4 separate regions of the Homo sapiens genome follow, and all the other regions are linked to region 1. A link is a loop called in an ENCODE intact Hi-C map of the cell type or tissue named here. Cell type or tissue: endothelial cell of umbilical vein. All regions are shown on one strand.

Region 1 (5,000 bases):
AGCCCTATTACCTGTTAATTGCAAGCCAATACCACCTGTTCCTTCAAGGGTAAGGCTGACATAAGGTCTATACATTCCCTATCCTTTCCATGGATCTGAAGGCAATTTTACCTTTATCCTCTTGTCCAGAGAATGGAAAGGCATTATTAACATTTTGTATGTAATGCTTTATAGTTTACAAGATATTTTAAACATGAGTTTTACATATTTCACAAGGTAGGCACATTTTTCTCCATTCTACATTAGAGAGCAGAGTGTCACGTTCAAAGTTCCTAACTTATGTGTATCAAATCCTTAAACCAGAATCATTCAACTTCATGCTTACTGCTTTCTCTACCACTTTATGTTGCTAGTATTTTCTTACTAGCAACTACCTGAATGCTACCCTGTGCTTCTTTAAGAACTCAATGTTCTTATGTGCTTGACTTAAATGTCAAGCCCGTTTAAGTTTTGGATATTGATTTGTTGCTTAACAATTATTAAAGCCAAATTTATATTGCATCCTTACCTTTCTAAGAGAGATATGCCACATTCCTCAAAGTCAATCTTGTAGCTTTAATAGCACAGACCTTGATACAATGCAGTGTGAGGGTTAAGGTGAAAGTACACAATTAATATTTAAACTTATATATGTGGAACAATGATCATAATTAATCATATCTGTTGATGTGGTGTGGAGAATAAGAATTTTTCTTGGGACATTAGGAGAAGACTGGCAACATAAAGAAAGAGAATTTTTCTGGCTTGGAAAATAAATTTAAAGGGATCAATGAAAATACGTTAACAGAAGAGTGAGCTCTTTTAATCTTGCTATTTTGAAATTAGTTCTGTTTGGTGGTCCAGCTATAGAAATACAGCAAAGGTGCTTATCAGCATGAAAAGCTATTTAATCATCCACACTTTCTGGAAACTTTGGACTCCTGGCAAAGCAAATAGGGCCCAGGTGTCACTATGGTAGTAGATTATCTGATAAATAGTTAATATTTGGACAAGATGCATTCTAGACATGTTGACTGGATAAACTTTGGAGATATTAAAAATATTAGAATTAGAAATTCTGTTTTATTAGATTATGATGTTGATTAAATGAAACTGGTTTTGAACCAGTTGACTTTTTTTCTTCCTGTTTTTGGTAAAATTTTGTTTTGCTCCATTAAATAGAACTAACAGAGGGTTTGTTATCTCAATATGAGTAAAAATTAATTGAAAAGCCTGCTGTCATGTGTACCTAGCTAGTACTGGAAAACTAGTTGTTGTGGAGATCAATTACAAAAGCACTGTGGTAAGAAAATAAAATCTGATAGCCTGACAATAACTTCCTAAAATACACACCTGTAATTTAATTTTACTGGAAATAAATATGTGAAAGTTATCTTCAGAAACTGCTGATAAAATGTTATACTATTTTTATAGATTAAGACAATTACAAACACCATTTTGAAAATGATTTGAAATTAATGTTACTGTGTTGTTTCATCTGCCTAGCATTTAATTAATAATAGTCTACCCATTCATTCATAGACAGGTGTTAAGTAAAGTTCTCATTCATGTAGTAGCCTCATGTAGTTTCCCTCTCCAGGTATTTTAAGGATCTGTGGGAGAAATCAGCTAAAGAGATGGGAAACTCTTTAATTTAAATTAATTTTTTTTTTTTTTTTTGAGACAGGTTCTGACTCTGTCACCCAGGCTGGAGTGCAGTGGTATGAACACGACTCACTGCAGCCTCGACCTTTTGGGCTCAAGTGATCCTCCCACCTTAGCCTCCCAACTAACTGGGACTATAGGCATACACCACCACACACAGCTAATTTTTGTATTTTTTTGTAGAGATAGGGTTTCACCATGTTGCCTAGGCTGGTCTCAAACTCCTGGGCTCCAGCGATCCACTGGACTTGGCCTCCCAAAGTGAAGGGATTACAAGTGTAAGCCACTGCACCTAGCCTAATTTAATTTTTATTTGCAAATTCTTGGTAGTGGTTAGGAGCTAGAACCCGATTCAGACAAATCTGGGATCAAATTCCACAGCTGCTTCTTAGTAGCAACTGATTTAATTTTCAGTTCCTCTTTTTTTTTTTTTTTTTTTTGGTAAAGTAATGGTTAAAAACAACGTCTATTATTTAGAGGTGCTATGAGAATAAACGTGGGATTTCATGTAATTCCCTCAGCCTAGAGACTAGTACAGGGTTAGTCAAAGCTCTTCCTCCTCCCCTTCCTTCCTTCTTTTTCTCCTTCTCTTCCTCTTCCTCATTCTCTTTCCATGTTTCCTCTCCCTCCTCCTCCTCTCCTTTTCCCCTCCTCTTCCTTCCTCCCCTCTTCCTTCTCTTCCTTTTGCTTATTCTTCTTCTTTGTTACTTGTTACTTTCTTATTACTGACAATTGCCAAGCTTAGGCTGCACCTGCACACCCAGTATGTTCAGGCTCTGCCGTCAAGAGTTCCCAAGATGCACAACAAGGGTCTGAATAACACATGGTGGGAAATCCGCTATTGTAAATTGTTCTAGTTTCTCCCAAGCAATGGTAAAGGTTGTTTCATGCTGGGTCACTCCTTTCTAGAGGAGGAAGGATAAAAATCCACGTCTTACAAAAATTTGTAGAAGGCTGCCCTCTATAGGTACATGTAAATATAATATCTGGGTAAGAGATTCAAAGTTCAATTAGAAATTAGCATTCAAGGTGTAGTTTCTTAGGGATGGTTCAGAATGAGAAAATACTCTTCCTGAAATGTATAAGTTGAGTGGCTTGTTGACATGCTCCTCCATTTCTGGTGGCCAACGAATGGATATATAGACAATCCTCTAACGCTCCACTCTGCAATAATTCAGAGTAGGTGGTATCACGATGAGTTTATTTATCAGTCATCTTGTTTTCTGAAAGGAGTTTTGGGAGATGAATGAGACCTGCTAACAATTGGTCTGTCCTCAGGGCTCTGAACTGAACACAATTTTTGGAGGACCACTTTGCTTTTTAACCTCCATATTATTATTAGCTTCCTTAACTATTATTTACTGAGCTTCTACTGAGTTCCAGGGGCTGTGATAAACCTTTTATACAGAAATATTCCAAATATACTAAGATATTTTTATGTAAATGCTCTTGATGTGCTAAGATATTTAGATAGACGTGCCCCGTTATAATATTTTATCTAAAATGTAGGGATCTACATGAAGTTCTCTACACAGTGAACCAATTCAGTTGCTGTTTGATTCCTAACCCAGAAATGGCTTCATATCTTTTGCAATGTTAGTAGAAGACATTATTGTCATGTTCTGTATTTATACACTCTCTAGTTATCATAATAATTATTAATGCTGAACTGCATTGTAGCTTAATCTTTAAGGAAATATATTATTTACTACCCTTTGTAGTCAGGAATAGAGTGATATAAAGTTGTCTTACATAGGGAATCTATTTCAGTTCTGGTTCTCAATACTTTAAGTTCAGAAAATCATTTCTCTAAATTCCATCAGATATGATCAGACTATTGGAAACTGAGCCATTTTTTTTTTTCAGGCAGAGTCTTGCTCTGTCACCCAGACTGGAATGTAGTGGTGAGATCTCGGCTCACTGCAACCTCCGCCTCCCATGTTCAAACGACTCTCCCTGCCTCAGCCTCCTGAGTAGCTGGGACTACAGGCATGCACCACCACACCCAGCTAATTTTTGTATTTTCAGTAGAGACCGGGTTTCACCATGTTGGCCAGGATGGTCTTGATCTCTTGACCCCGTGATCTGCCCGCCTCGGCCTCCCAAAGTGCTGGGATTACAGGAGTGAGACTGAGCCACTTTTAACAGAACTCACCAAAGATGATTTCTAAACCAGAATGAGTCTAGTCATTTACACACATGGGAGAAATAAAATAGCAGCACAAGGAGATAGAACTTTGGAGATAGGCCTGTGTATAATCACCAAATTCCTTAGCTTCCTTGAGCATCAGTCTCTTTAACAAAAATGGGATTAATGTTTCCAGACTCTTGGTATTGGCAAGAGGATTAAATTTGAAAATGCAATACAGGACCAGATATCCAGTAAGCACTCCGTAAGTGATTGATTGCTTACTACTAAGCCAGTCGGATATACTTATTTCAGAACAGCAGTACCTTCATGATATAAAACTGCTTGGGAAACCTAATATTACTTATAAATTACTTGCTAAAAATTATTTTAAAATCAGAGTAAAGGGAATTTATCTGCTTACAGAATACTTTTTAGAAAGCCATGATAGTTCTGTTGGATCATCTTTATACACAATAGGAATAGAACTGCACAACTGACCATATCCCACGTCCCATGCCAGGAAGCACTCAGTTCTGGACAAAGCCAGGTCTATGCCAATGTGATTTCAGGGGATTTAAGCCACATTGTTTGTATCAAGACCTTTCTCCTGCCAGCCCCAAATTCCACATGTGGAGACATTTCTTTATGTATGGAAGACCTTATGATTTGCCTGTGTACTTTTAATGGTGAACATCTCTAGCCATGGTCATATTCATTTTGCTGCTGAAAAGTTGGGGCCCCTGACAACTGTATTCCTGAAAAGATGGACTCTCAAATGAAAAGAAGAGAGCATCTGAAGAAAGGGGAGGTGGAAGGAGGTCAGACAAAATCTTCACTAACTTTACTGTAAAAAATTGAGGGATGAACAGGAAAGAGGAAGGACCCTCATAACAGAATTCTGAAGCCTGAAACACTTCTGGAACAGTTTCCAAGAAATAACCAATTACATCCCGGGTAAGCTTATAAAGAAGTTTATATACAGTGTTTTGTGGAGATAAGACTGTTTTCTTTTTATGCCAGCAGAAAATAGCTAAGCTTAAATGTAAGCATCTAATGCAATTGTAAAGACTGATATCCTTTTCCTTATTTTTGCCTCAGTCAACTGATTTTTTTAATATTGCAAATTATATTTTTACTTTAGTTATCTTTTGTATTTTTAGTGGAATGGACAGAAGAATCTTACCAGGAAAATGGCTTTGAATTCCCATCTTCTTGCTTTGATTAA
Region 2 (5,000 bases), 98 kb before region 1:
TGCAGTGGCACAATCTCAGCTCACTGCAACTTCTGCCCCCCGGGTTCAAGCGGTTTTCCTGCCTCAGCCTCCCACGTAGCTGAGATTACAGGCATGGGTCACCATGCCCAGTTAATTTTTGTATTTTTAGTAGAGACAGGGTTTCACCATGTTGGCCAGGCTGGTCTCGAACTCCTGACCTCAAGTGATCCGCCTGCCTCTGCCTCCCAAAATGCTGGGATTACAGGCGTGAGCCACCATGCCCGGGCAGTAGAAACTTTTTTAAAAAGATAGTTGGATGGAGATACAGGTACTGGTTTTTTGTTTGTTTGTTTGTTTTTAAGATGAGAAATATTGAGATTCATCTCTTCTTTCCCTCAATGTAGGTCTAAATCTCAAAACATCCTCAGCACAGAGGAGGAACGAACTACTCTCTTGCCTAATGAAACCTAGTCCGATGGATCCTGGATTGATACAAGGTTGAGAAATGAATGCTCCTGGCCTTAAACATCACCGTAGGAAGGGTTTTTAAAATTTTACGCGCAAAACTCCGTGGACCCCGTGCCAGTGTCTTGGAAGTGTCAACGTGTTTTTGGATGATCCTGTATTGGGCTGTACTTACTGTGATACTGAAAAGCTGTCCTGCTGAAGCAGCTATATTTGAAATATTAAGTATGAAAGGAGTAATTAAAAACAAGCAAAACAAAACAAGACTTAGTTTTTAAATGACCAAACTTGTCCTTAAAGATGTTGTTATTAACTCGAGTTAGTTCTTATTTCCTCTGTTTATTTTTTATTCTAAGTACACTGATTCTGTGAATGTACCTTTTTTATTAACAGGGAAAGAAATGAATTAATTTGATATGCTCTAAATACATAAAGGTGCTTCAAAATATGTAGAAACATTACTATGAAATCAGTTTTTAAAAGATATACTTTCTCTTTGTCCTGAGGTTTTTCGGTCTTGTTCAAAAGGAAGAATTCTTGCCTGCCATACAGAAACTCTCTAGCACTCCCTGACCTTAAGCTTTTCTAAAAATTCTGTTTGTGTGAAAAGTACAAGAATAACAATACTTACAACTTCCATTTTTGTAACCTACGTTCACTTATGATCTGGATTTATAAACATTACTTGGTATAACGTTTTTCATTTCCTTTAATGTCTCTGTTTTTTGGCTCTACCATCTGTTTTGTTTTTGTTTTTATCTATATCTTGGTAGATGTATTTCATCCCTAGAGCAGGTCAGCCTCCTTCCCCTAATGCGAATGCTTGTTTTGTTAGGGAAGGGCTTCCTCCAACTTCGTGTGAAATTGTGATGTTGAAGTGAATAAATGTCTATTGTGTAACTCTCATGCTTCTTGGTCTATTTTCATGGTGTAGTAGCCACATTTACAGTAATTTTTTTAAAGAAGAAATGGTTTTATCTATTCATTCAAAAATATCTTTTGAATGTCTTCTCTGAGCTGACACTATGCCAGATGCTAGGGATTTGGCTGTGATCAAGATAAACACAATCTCTGCTTTTATGTAACTTATACTGGTGGAAGAGACGAACAATAAATAAATATCAGACTCTCCAATTATCTTACAGAAATGCTAAGAAGGAAAAAAAAACATGGTGATGTGATAGAGTAGTTGGCTGGGTTTGTTTAGATATGGGTGCCTAATTTGAAAAAGTCCATGGAAGTGCGACCTTTGAGTTGAGATCTAAAGGAAGAGGATGTAACCACCATTCATTCTGACAGGGGACAGTCCGTAGTATGTGCACAAGGGCTTGACATGGTCAAAGATGAGGTTTGGTCTGCTGGCTGGAGTCTAGTAAACTGGAGGCGATGCCAGAATCTGATTCACATTTCAGAAAGTCCATTCTGTCTGCATGTGGACAGTGAGTGGGGATAGGGACGGTAAAGGGAATGGAGGGGGAGCTTTGGAAGATTTGAGAGAGACAATAATGGTTTGGACCAGGGAGCTTGTGATGGAGAGAAAAGGCTCTATCTGGGAGTGGAACCAACAGAACTTGCTGATGTGGAGGGAGGAGAGGGGAATCTAGGAGGACTCCTAGGTTTTGGCTTGAGGGTGTGGGTGGATGGTGGTGACTCTTAGTGAATTGGGGAATAGGAGCAAAACGGATCCTGAAGTGGCAAAAGTTCAAGCCACCATGGGATGTCATTGCACACCACCAAAACCAAAAATATGGAAAAGGAGGACAATACCCAGGGTAGGAGAGGATGGCTTTGGAAGACTGCCTGGCATTGAGTGTCAAGACTGGATGTACATCTGTCTTGTGATCTCTTCATTTCCCTATCCCCTCAAACCTTTCACTCTTGAACCTCCAGAGGGCGATCCAATGTCTGAGGAGGACAAATGGCCTGCAATTCCCTTCCCGGAGCAGTGCCAGGACAGAGTGTGACCCTGGCCCCCTGCACCCATGTGGCATGCAGATCTGGGCCTTGATTGCCTTAAGTCATCCTGGCCCCCTCCAGGACTTTTTTGACCTTCATGTCCACCCACGCAAGGACAGCCGCCCTTCCTCAGCCCGGTGGTCTTGGATGCGGCTGAGTGCCTGCAGTCCCTGCCACTGTCACTTGGGGCCACTATTAAAGCATGAGTCTGCAGCTTGCACCTTCCTACCCACTATCTGGGCCAGCCTATTCTGTTACCAGCACAGTTGATTGTTGAGAATTCAAAGTCAACGCAAGGATTCGAGGCTCTCTGGGGAGAGAACTTCCTTCATCCCCATTCCCAACACACGGCTCTCAATACTTCCCTTGGATAGCAGTGTATTTAAAGATGCTATGTACAAAACCAAATTTACTCCTTTCTCATTTTGAAATTTTGCAAGTATTAAGATAAGTGGGCCGGGAGCAGTGGCTCACGCCTGTAACCCCAGTACTTTGGGAGGCTGAGGTGGATGGATCACGAGGCCAAGAGATCAAGACCATCTTGGTGAAACTCCATCTCTACTAAAAATACAAAAGTTAGCTGGGCATGGTGGTGTGCGCCTATAGTCCCAGCTACTTGGGAGGCTTAGGCAGGAGAATTGCTTGAACCCGGGAGAAGGAGGTTGCAGTGAGCCGAAATTGCGCCACTGCACTCCACCCTGGTGACAGAGCAAGACTCCGTCTCAAAAAAAAAAAAAAAAAAAAAAGTCACAGAAAAGTTTAAAAAATATGAGAAAAGACAGAGGAAAGAACACTTTGAACAAGAAAACCAAAAGGTAGGTCAAAACTATCAAAGGAAATCTCTGTGTATGTGTTTGTATTTTTATATATTTATAGTCTTCTAAATGTAACAAGGCTGAGCAGCTTAAAAGAACCTTTTTAATAATGAGAATATTCTATATAACTGAATGTGGAATATGTTAGTAATAAAAGGAATCTTTTATGTTAAGATCATATTGCAACCTATACATTATAATATGATACATAAATCAATCCAAAGGAAAACTAAAAAGGTTAAATACAAATCACAGATCATTTTTAAAAATTAAACTTTAAAAATTTTGAGATAATTGTTAATTCACATGCAGTTGTAAGAAATAATAGAAAAAGATCATGAGTATTCTTTCCCTGGTTTTCACCAATGATAACATCTTGCAGAACTATAGTACAATAGCACAACCAGGATACAGAACATTCCCATCGCCACATTCTTCACGTTGTCTTTTTGTAGCTACACCCACTTCCCTCCCATCTTCACTTCTGGCAGCCACTAATCTCTTCTCCATTTCTATCATCTGGTCATTTCAAGAAACGTATAAATGAAATCGTATTGTATGAAACTTTTTGGATTGGCTTTTTTCAGTCAGCATAATGCCCTTGAGTTCTATTGGCATTGTTGCATGTATCAATAGTTCAGTTCTTTAAATTGCTGAGTAGTATTCCATTGGGTGGCTTTAAGACACAATGGAATACTACTTTATTTGTTACAAATAAAGCAGCTATGAACTTTCAGAAACAGGTTTTTTGTTTGTTTGTTTGTTTGTTTTTGCCAGGGGCGAGGGTAGAGGGTGGGATATGAAGCATAAGACTTCACTTCTCTGGAATAAATGCCCAGCAATACAACTGCTGAGTTGCGTGATAATTGCATGATTAGTTTGTTTTCAACTAACTCATTTATTTTAGATAAGAAACTTGATTTTGACAATAAATATTAAATATCACGCATTAATGAAATATCTGGTCAGCCATGGTGGCTCATGCCTATAATCCCAGCACTTTGGGAGGCCGAGGTGGGCGGATCACCTGAAGTCAGGAGTTCAGGACCAGCCTGGCAAACATGGTGAAACTCCATCTCTACAAAAAAATACAAAAATTAGCCGGGCATGGTAATGCCAGCTACTCAGGAGGCTGAGGCAGGAGAATCGCTTGAACCTGGGAGACGGAGGTTCCAGTGAGTTGAGATCACGCCACTACACTCCAGCCTGGGTGACAGAGCAAGACTCTGTCTCAAAATAAATAAATAAATAAATAAATAAATAAATAAGAAATATCCTATTTACTTATTTGTTTAATGATCAAGATTTAAATACGTCACAGATACCCTCTCTAACCTAGCTGGAAAAGATGTGGATAATAAATTCTTATATAGCCAATCAACTTTCATTAAGTGCAATTAATAATTGAGAAGTATCTCTACACATTCATATCAGAAGGAAATTACCCACAGGGTAGTCCCATGATACTCACCATTTCTTTGGTGTCACTGTCACATGACCCCGTTTTATGAAACAAACCCACAGGAGGGGAGGCTCAGACACAACATATTTACATGGAGAAGCTAAAATGTTATTTAAAGTATTAACAAAGGAAACTAAATTCTGCATAGCCAATCTTCATTAAGAGCAGCTTGCAACTCCTAAATATTTGCAGTAGTTTCTTTCAGAAAACCTACAGCTGGACTTCTAATCCCAGCTTACTTATAGTTGAGTATTACAAGGGACCACCTAGGAAAGCATGATGTCATAACAAATTTTGACTTGTAGCTCAGTGCAATTTTATCATCAGTACTAAAACAATTC
Region 3 (5,000 bases), 140 kb after region 1:
GCAAACCCCCACCACCACACCCAAATAAAACTCTACAAACTGTGGTTCAGGTTCTCTGCCTCAATTAACCTCTGCTTTCCCCAACACCATTACTCCCAACGTGAAAAGCTTTCAGACGCAGTCTCATTTCAATATAATGCTACAATTTCACTGCCAAAGTGTAAGACTTAATGTAGATATTTGTATTTCTGGTAACTTCATGATTTCTTTGAGAATAACAAAGAATGTAAAATTGCAATATATTTGAATGGTCATTTTGCTATTCTATTGATTTCCCTGCAAAAATGAAGATGAGTCTGTGCTCCAAAGCTGTATTGATGCTCTGTTTTCTAAGATGGGAAATTAACTGTAAATTTTAAACAAGTGTTTTCTACCTGTTGCCAAATACTTCTAGTCATCAAAATTTTTAAAAATACAGTTCTTTAAGCAGGGCTATCCATTAAACATACACATACATACTTATTTCTGCCTATCTTTATCACTGTCCCCACCCCAACCCAGCCCTCTCTCTGAGACTGTTTAACAAGCAAGAATAATTACGAAAAATACTTCTTTCCTATAATCATCATCTTCACGAATCCTTTAACACAAAGAAAAATAGGATGTGACAGAATCCAAGCACACTGGTCTGGTGAAAAAATACAGTTATAGGACTTGCTACAGTCTGTTACATTTGTGCCTAATTGCCTAAGAAAAAAATCTTGAAATAAATTCTCATCAATGCAACAGAAATGTTTTCTACAGATATAATTGATTAACTAGGAAGGGCACAGACACAGAAATACCACCAGTCTTCATTGACAAGAAATAATGATTAACAGCTCCTTTAAACCCATTTTTACTTTCCTCAGTGCTAGAAATTCTCAGCAACATGTCACTCTTTTTCTATATATATAATTTTAACTTTTATTTTAGATTCAGAGGGTACATGTGCAAGTGTATTAGTCATTTTCATGCTGCTGATAAAAACATATCCAAGACTGGGTAATTTATAAAGAAAAAGAGATTTAATGGGCTCACAGTTCCACATGGCTGGGGAGGCCTCACAATCATGGCAGAAGGTGAAAGGCATGTCTTACATGGTGGCAGGCAAGAGAGAACGAGAGCCAAGTGAAAGGGAAAACTCCTTATAAAACCATTAGATCTCGTGAGACTTACTCACTACCACAAGAACAGTATGGTGGAAACTGTCCCCATAATTCAATAATCTCCTACCAGTTCCCTTCCACGACACATGGGAATTGTGGAAATTACAATTCAAGGTGAAATTTGGGTGGGGACACAGCCAAACCATATCATTTCACCTTGGCCCCTCCCAAATCTTATGTCCTCACATTTCAAAAACAATCATGCCTTCCCAACAGTCCCCTAAAGTCTTAACTTATTCAGCATTAACTCAATAGTCCACAGTCCAAAGCCTCATCTGAGACAAGGCAAGTCCCTTCTGCCTATGCGCCTGTAAAATTGAAAGCAAGGTAGTTACTTCCTAGTTACAATGAGGGTACAGACAATGAGGGTACAGACATTGGATAAATACACCCATTTCAAATGGGAGCAATTGGTAAAAACAAAGGGGCTATAAGCCCCATGCAAGTCCAAAATCCAGTGGGGCAATCAAACCTTAAAGCTTCAAAATTTTATCTTTTGACTCCATGTCTCACATCTAGGTCATGCTGATACAACAGGTGGGTTCCCATGGTCTTGGGTTCTTATGTCTTCCTGTAAATTATGGGGTCTTCCTGAAACCTTTATAATAAATTAAGTTTCTGCCTAAAACAATCTGGAAATGGATTTGATGTTGTGGATGAGAAAAAACGAAAATTCCAGGATCATTTCTTACATTCTGGCCTATATAAGCTGGTAGAGGAAAAAGCTTGGGTAGTGGATGGAAGAGGAGGAGATTTCCAGTTGGCACGTTTTGATGTTGAGATGCCTTTGAACAATCAGATTGAGGACTGTCCAATAAATGGATAGATCTGTGTAGAGCTGAAAAGACTAGAGAGATTTATTTGGGGGCCATAATCTTATATGTCACAATTAATCACCCAGGGAACTAAGAGTTAAGGAAATGGTTATTTATTATGAATCTTCTGTGTGTCAGTTATCTACCAAACATCATTGTAAAGTAATGAAATTGCTTTTCTCATGTCACATGCAAGTCAAATAATTACAATCCTGCACTATGGCCTGAACAAAATTGTTCAAGATGCTGTATTTTACTTTATGACTTATGGAAGAAGTTAGGTATAATGCATTACTCTGTTCTCATGCTGCTAATAAAGACATACCCAAGACTGGTTAATTTATAAAAGAAAAAAGTTTAACGGACTCACAGTTCCACATGGCTGGGGAGGCCTCACAATCATAGTGGAAGATGAAGAAAGAGCAAAGGGATGTGTTACATGGCAGCAGGCAAGAGAGACCGTGTGCAGGGGAACTTCTCTTTATAAAACCATCAGATCTCGTGAGACTTATTGACTGTCATGAGAACAGCACAGGAAAGTCCTGCCCCCCATGATTCGATTATATCCCACCAGGTACCTCCCATGACACACGGGGATTATGGGAGCTACAATTCAAGACGAGATTTGGGTGGGGATACAGCCAAACCATATCATATAGTAATGGTTCTGAAATTTCTATTATTAGATTCTTTCTAGACCAAAATCTAATTAATATTCTTACAGACTTCAAATGATATAATGGTTTTTTTCAACAATTTAAAAAAAATTTCCACTTCTTGATCAGTATCAGAAGAAATATTAAGTCATGATAGTTTTCTTAACCTTTTTTTAAAAGTGTCTTCAAATACTAATTTTTGAGGAAAGTTTATTCATAATTTAGAAATAATTTACTTAATAATATTATAAATTATGATGATTGAAAATAAGATCTTTAAAGTTGTAGGTAAAAATATAAAGGGGATTGTGATATATTACTCATTATTTCTGGGCATTTCTTTATTGCTGAACTATTTTTAAGATAACAGCTTCAGTCTAGTTTATGGCCCTCTTATTTTCCCATACTCTGCTGCCCCCTAGCGGTCAATCTGAACAATACTAGGTTGATCAAATGAGGGGACGCCAAAGTTAAACAGGTAAATGCCCCAAACGGAAACATCTGTTTTAAAATTATCCCCATGCCAAATACTTTAACGTATGGCTACTCTCTACGCTACTCTTTCCCTTCCCTGCAGAACCCAGGAGGTGGAGGTTGCAGTGAGCTGAGATCATGCCACTGCGCTCGAGCCTGGGCAACAGAGCGAGTCTCAGTCTCGAAAAAAAAAAAAAGAAAGAAAGAAAACAAACCTGTTTTCAAAGGTGCTTTTGAGGGTCCTTTCCATCATTTCATGAACCTCCTAAAAGACACCGTATTCTCGGATTTTTTTCCATGCTTGCGAAGTTTCCAGAAACTGCATCAGCATTAAGCAATTAACTGCGGAAATGACTAGTGATAAAGACAAAATTGACAAAGAAATTTGGTTATTTCTGTGGTCTGCAATAACTTAACCATAATTATGATTGACAGCATATACTTGGACATCTTAGAATTTTAGACATTCCATTCAACTTGGAACATATATTAATAACATTCACTAAAATATAACCTAAAGAGGGTTAAACATATTTTTTTATTTTGACAATGCTTCCCATGTAACTCAACATGTCAAATAATCCTGTTTACCTCTCTTTTGGGATGCTTCAGGGGCTCTCTGTTGCATCCCAAAGTTAGAGGTCAGAAAAGACCATTTTGAAGCCGAAATTTGATTGTAGGAAGCCTGTCAGATACGTTAAAAGTTTAAAACACTTGCTATTACAAAATAGAATTCCAGGTCACCACAGGTCACTATTATTACCTGGAATCTTTAAAAAGGCAAAAACCTGGCCGGGCGCCGTCGCTCGCGTCTGTAATCCCAGCGCTTTGGAAGGCCAAGACGGGCGGATCACGAGGTCAGGAGATCGAGACCATCCTGGCTAACAAGGTGAAACCCTGTCTCTACTAAAAAAAATACAAAAAAATTAGCCGGGCATGATGGCAGGCGCCTGTAGTCCCAGCTACTCGGGAGGCTGAGGCAGGAGAATGGCGTGAACCCAGGAGGCAGAGTTTGCAGTGAGCAGAGTTCGCCCCACTGCACTCCAGCCTGGGCGACAGAGCGAGACGCCGTCTCAAAAAAAAAAAAAAAAAGGCAAAAACCTTTACTCATTGATAGAGGGAAGACTTAGCTTTCCAAACAATCTGTCTCTTTTCTTTTCCTTCTTTTTCCTGTGGTTTATTCAAAAGGCAAACAAAAATCTTTCATTTGTCTTTAATATTCTATGAAAGTCTTACTCAAGAGAGAAAGCCAAATTTCACCCATGCATTAGTGTACTATTAATGTCAACCCCAATTTTTAATAACATCTTATAGACAAATCTATCCTATTTTAATCAGTTTGACCATAAGGTGAGATTTTCATAAACCTTTAATAACCCTTTACAAATTTTTGTTGAAGAGATCAGTGCTCTAAGAGAACCTTGTTGTGCTTTTATTCCAATGTTCAGTTTATGGAAAACCTGTATAATACCCCTTTAAATTTAGCCAATATGTTCACACACAGAATTTCTTTTACAAGATTAATTTTTCACAAACCTTCCACAACTTGCTCAAACCTTCAGCTTTATCCTTTCTAAATTAAAACAGTCCATTAGCCCTTTAATCTAGGCAAACAAAAAACGAACAACAAAAAGAAAACACACACATTCCCATGTTTTCTTATGATCTTTTATCAAAAGCACATTTCACCTTACTCACACAGCTTGCATGTAAAACTGTTTTTTCAGTAGTCTTATTTACATGTTACAATGTTAACTCTTAGTGATTTTTATTTTTGGTGAAAAACCTACTAAGTGGATTTTAATTATGTACTAGGTGTGAAGCCTAGGGCCCAGACAGATAAAGTCTGACTTTTTTTTTAGCATAGCCAGGGGCTTGAGTAACTCCACGTCTCCAGACCTTACCTG
Region 4 (5,000 bases), 370 kb before region 1:
AACTGCACTGGCTCTAAAAATAAATCCTTAGTTTGTATCTTGGCATGTCTGGATAGATAGCCATGCATTTTTATGTCTGTCATTCATCAATTTTCTATTTTTTATTTTTAATAAAAATTTTAAATTCAAGTGAATGTGTTCTACTTGACAACATAACCACTTTACAATATAAATTGTGTATATGTATAATAGACGTATAGATATATTTATAAACCATTCTTTCCAATCTTTTATTATAAAACTATTGTAGGAATATAATTTTAAGCAAAATAAGCCATTAAACAAACCAAAAATAATGAAAAATCAAAATATGCACACTGTGCAAAAACATAGTCACATAGATTTTGCCTTATATAAACTTCACTGTGCCTATGTGGGTTTTAACATATTTCCATGGCTTTAAATAGGAAAACATCTTAAAGCTCAGCCCATGGGAAACCCAAGCTTGATTAGTTTTCCCTTTTACTACAGTCTGCAGAGTGTAAAACACAGCACATCAGAATTGAATTTGTCATCTCCAGACCTCACAGGAATTTTAGGAACTAAATAGTTAGGAAGCCATCCTGGTACTTCTCTTTGCTTTAATCAAAGTCGAAGTTTCAATTTAAACATTCAGGAAATCTCCCTTATTTAAAGCAATCAACTCTTTGCTGACAGGGCCTGGCCTTACTGTGTTTAATTTTTTGGCATCGAGCAAAACTTGATTGGTCACAGCCAGTGCATGAGGGGTCCTCCACTTCCCTCAAAGAAGAGAAGGATTCCAGATCTTTGCTGCATTGAGCTTGAGACACTGGTACATTTCAAATCAGCAATACCTAAACTGGAAAATAGAGCAAATGAGGGATCTCAGAATCAAACAACTGTCCTATCAGCAAGTGGTTCAGCTGTGAAAGAATAAATTTGAGACAAAATTGGTCATGCTTCTTTATTCCTCCATTGATTTCTCTGGATTCTGTGATGCTTTTTGGAATATGTGGCAAGTCACCAACCTGCACTTTAATTTCAAGATTTCAATTTACTATAGATCAAGTAGAAAACAGATTTAGTGAGGCATAGATGGAGAGGGGGGATTGTGGCATATTTAAAAGCGAGGCACCACCAGCATCTCTCAGGAAAGTGTATTTAAGGAACACTATCACATGATACAGACCTAGAGGCAGATGTAAATGTAGGGGTTGAGATGGAGACAGAGACAGACATATCCTACTACGCTTAAGAAATCTGCTGAGAAAAGATTGCTAACAAATAAAACTATACCAATTATCCTAAGATTGAAGAGCATCACTAGAGGTCTGAAAAATAAATCATGCAGTCAAGAATTTGGAATGGCTGAATCTATTCTCAGAGCTCTCAATGGCTCATCTCCTTACACTGAGCTCTCAAAGATGGGAAAAAATGATGCAGAGGCTCTTTAGTTTGGTTACTCCATGGAGATACAGCCAAAGCATTGCTAAAAATCTTCTATGCTAGATTCAACTCTGATCCTTTGCAGTCCTCCAAAGGGTTAGTTCTCCAATAATCCTTCCTTCCGAATAAAAAGCTTAGCGATTTGATGAATTATATAATAAATTTACTAGTTCTTATGAGCAGATTATCTAGAAGGTACTATATTGAAACATTTTGAACTTTTAAGATGGCAAATTTTGAAATAAAAATCAGATAGTGAAAATACTTCATGTTGGCAAAATGTTTCAAAATGCACAATATCTTAGGGTGTTTCTAAAGCTAATTTCTACACAGGACTCTGTTATTTCCCAGAATATTTATTTGGCCTATGCATTAATGTTAGGGTTTCCATAACAAAGTACCATATTGGGTGGCTTAAACAAAAGAAATTTATTTTCTCACTGTTCAGGTGGCTAGAAGTACCAGATCAAGGCCTGGTAAAGCTCTTTTACTGGCTTGTAGGTTACTTCTGGCTATGTTGTCACATGGCCTTTCCTGTGTGCACAGGGTAGGCCAGGGGGTGGGGGAGTTGTCTCTCTTTATAAGGACATTAATCTTATCATCAGGGTTCCACACTCATGACCTCATTTAAACTTAATTACCTCTTCTGGGCCCTATCTCCAAATACAGCCACACTGAGGATTAGGGCTTCAACATGTGAATCTGAGGGAGGGCACAGTTCAGTCCATAGCAGCCTATTAGCAAGATTTAGGATATATATGTTGTTTATCTACCACAAAAGAAGAATTCTCTTTCTCACTATGAACTCACAAATCCACATATAGCTTCTTCCTCCAAAGGCACACATGTTTATTGTCAGAGACAAATGACATTCTTGGAAATTAATATGTGCATTTGTGTGTTGCAGTGCAGAAATCTGATACGTTTTCACTAGAATGTGTAAGTTTCATTGCTGCTACTGACGGAAAAATGGCCAATTTACCACTGAATTCCACTCACATTCTAGTCAAATTCAGATGCTATAAACAAAAAATGTTGGGAGATTCAGACCCTCTACAAACCAGATTATTATTTACAAAATGACCTACAATAATTGTACTCAATGATTTTATGGTTTTATGGAAATGCGTCTACTCTACCCAACAGAAAAAGAAACCTGTACAGAAGCTGCTCACACAAAGTATAAGAAGAGGTGTTACCCACTTTTTGGGTACAGTGAAATGCCTGTTACACTTTCATTTTTCATCTATGGCATACCACAGCTCAAAACCCAAGGGCAAAGAACTCACTTAACTAAGATACATCCCATACATGACAAAAATGAGACTGCCTTTCCTGCAAGATGATGTAATATTTAAGGCAAGTATATTGTATTACTAGGTTTTCTGCATTTTTTCCTTGAAACTGTCACCATTTGGATATGATAAGTGAGGACAACTATTTGATATACTGTATTTTATTTCCTAGTCATGCATCATCTGAGCCAGAGCTTCCCCCGAGTGTGGTCCGGAGATCCCTGGGGGCCCTCTGGTTAGTCTATAATGCTTCATGAGGAGGAAGAACTTGGTGGAGCAGGAATATGGAGTAGAGAGTGATCACTGCAGAAAGCAATTGTAGTGATGGAAATACTTACCCACAAGAGGGGGCCAAGGAGCAGAAGCCTGACAGATCTAAAGAAAAAAGATTTATCACTCAGGCATCATGGATAGAGGGAAAACATGAAACTACTAAACCCTAGGACCACTCCTCTAATCCAGGACTGTATTTTCTTCTTGTTAGCAAGCCATGGGGCCTCACCTTGCTCTTCTTTTCTCTAGCTCCACCCATTGTCTCTCTGGATGTTCTCCAACATCACCACCCTGACCCAATTTTTGCTAGAGAGTAGGCAAAGTCCTCTGATCATTCCTCTCTCAGAGTGTTAGCAATGACAAGATCTCTTCTGTTTCATGCAGTTTGCTGCCTACAACTAAGGGGGAAAGCAGAGAATTTTAAATAAGTAGCAAATGTAGAAATTTACAGATATCTCAGAATTCTTTTTTTTTTTTTTTTTTTTTGAGACGGAGTCTCACTCTGTCACCCAGGCTGGAGTGCAGTGGCGTGAACTCGGCTCACTGCAACCTCCACTTCCTGGGTTCAAGCGATTCTCCTCTCTCAGCCTCCTGAGTAGCTGGGACTACCGGCACACGCCACCATGCCGGGCTAATTTTTGTATTTTAATTTTTAATTTTATTTATTTATTTTGAGACGGAGTTTCACTCTCGTTGCCCAGGCTGGAGTGCAATGGCGCGATCTCGGCTCACCACAATCTCCGCTTCCCGGGTTCAAGCTATTCTCCTGCCTCACTCTACCTAGCAGCTGGGATTACAGGCATGCGCCACCACGCCGGACTAATTTTTTGTATTTTTAGTAGAGACAGGGCTTCCCCATGTTGGTCAGGCTGGTCTCAAACTCCCGACCTCAGGTGACCCGCCCTTGTCGGCCTCCCAAAGTGCTGGGATTACAGGGGTGAGCCACCGCGCCCAGCCTAATTTTTGTATTTTTAGTAGAGATGGGGTTTCACCATGTTGGCCAGGCTGGTCTCTAACTCCTGATCTCAAGTGATCTGCCTTCTGGGATTACAGGCATGAGCGACTGCGCCCAGCCATATCTCAGAATTCTTATACCCCTATGGGATGGTAACTGGATTTCAGTCCTTTGCTTCTGGGGACAGGACTCTCTGCTCGCCTCTTTCTCCCTGTTAGGACATGAGATTCCTTACTACAAGGCAGAAATATTTAGCTGGGGGAGTATTTGGGGTATCTCATTGGTGTGCCTATTCCATAAGTGGGTTCTTTGCATTTTTGATGTGTTGGTGATGGGCAAAACTATATTAAATGGCCTGTTTAATAATCCCACACTAAAAAGTCCCACACAAAGTATTTCTGCACACAGCATTTAAAATATTTTTTCATACTATTCTGTTTTTTAAAATGCACACAGAGTTAAAACCTATTTAAACATTGAATTGGATTATATAGTGAAAAATTTATCCACCCACTTTACAACAGTCCCACAATTGGCCCTATCTCCATCCCAGTTGTCCATTGGAATGTATTAGGTTGTCACTATATACAAGATACATCATACACATAAATAAACTTGTACAAAAATGAGGATATGTGTGTATACATAAATATCTTTTGTTTCTGAATGTAATGCAACATACTGTGCACTGTCCCAAAAGTCTTGGTGAGAATTTTAAGCTTTCATAATTTTAGAAGTATAACTTCTGTGACTAAGCACAGTGGCTCACGCCTGTAATCTCAGTACTTTGGGAGGTCCAGGCAATTGTTTCACCCAAACTACTAGGTCAGAAATCATTTGCCTTGCATTGCCAAGTGAAAAAGGTATTTTTAACGTAATACGTGTAATATAATCCTCCTTCAGTAAAAAACAAACCCGGCCAGGCGCAGTAGCTCAAGCCTGTAATCCCAACAGTTTGGGAGGCTGAGGCGGGCAGATCCCCTGAGGTCAGGAGTTCAAGATCAACCTGACTAACATGGAGAAACCCCGTCTCTACTAAAAATACAAAATTAGCCGGATGTGGTGGCGCA

Evidence for each region. Peaks named below come from ENCODE experiments on the same cell type or tissue, not always from the same donor. Only the 100,000 strongest peaks of a DNase experiment are listed, where the experiment ranks them.
Region 2: a loop joins it to region 1, with 9 times the contacts of the local background. A loop is called at or near these places in 64 of 110 quality-filtered maps.
Region 3: a loop joins it to region 1, with 3 times the contacts of the local background. A loop is called at or near these places in 26 of 110 quality-filtered maps.
Region 4: it touches region 1 in a loop (5-fold over the local background); 3 of 110 quality-filtered maps call a loop at or near these places.

Annotation. Positions count from the first base shown.
Region 1 is chr6:132,667,418-132,672,417 of GRCh38, reverse strand. No RefSeq gene overlaps it. Among named protein-coding and RNA genes, the nearest start is that of TAAR1, 11 kb to the right of the region's middle. In endothelial cell of umbilical vein, no CTCF peak of the experiment used is centred here; a DNase peak (open chromatin) is centred at 2,497.
Region 2 is chr6:132,765,702-132,770,701 of GRCh38, reverse strand. SLC18B1 (solute carrier family 18 member B1) reads left to right here. Exons shown (of 14, transcript NM_052831.3): 14 at 366-1,332. The coding sequence ends at 432. Among named protein-coding and RNA genes, the nearest start is that of VNN2, 10 kb to the right of the region's middle. RefSeq lists an enhancer at 2,337-2,496. In endothelial cell of umbilical vein, CTCF peaks have their summits at 2,253 and 2,457; no DNase peak of the experiment used is centred here.
Region 3 is chr6:132,528,617-132,533,616 of GRCh38, reverse strand. No RefSeq gene overlaps it. Among named protein-coding and RNA genes, the nearest start is that of TAAR9, 7.2 kb to the left of the region's middle. In endothelial cell of umbilical vein, a CTCF peak has its summit at 3,072 (motif pointing left); a DNase peak (open chromatin) is centred at 3,026.
Region 4 is chr6:133,038,243-133,043,242 of GRCh38, reverse strand. No RefSeq gene overlaps it. Among named protein-coding and RNA genes, the nearest start is that of LINC00326, 47 kb to the left of the region's middle. In endothelial cell of umbilical vein, no CTCF peak of the experiment used is centred here; a DNase peak (open chromatin) is centred at 3,042.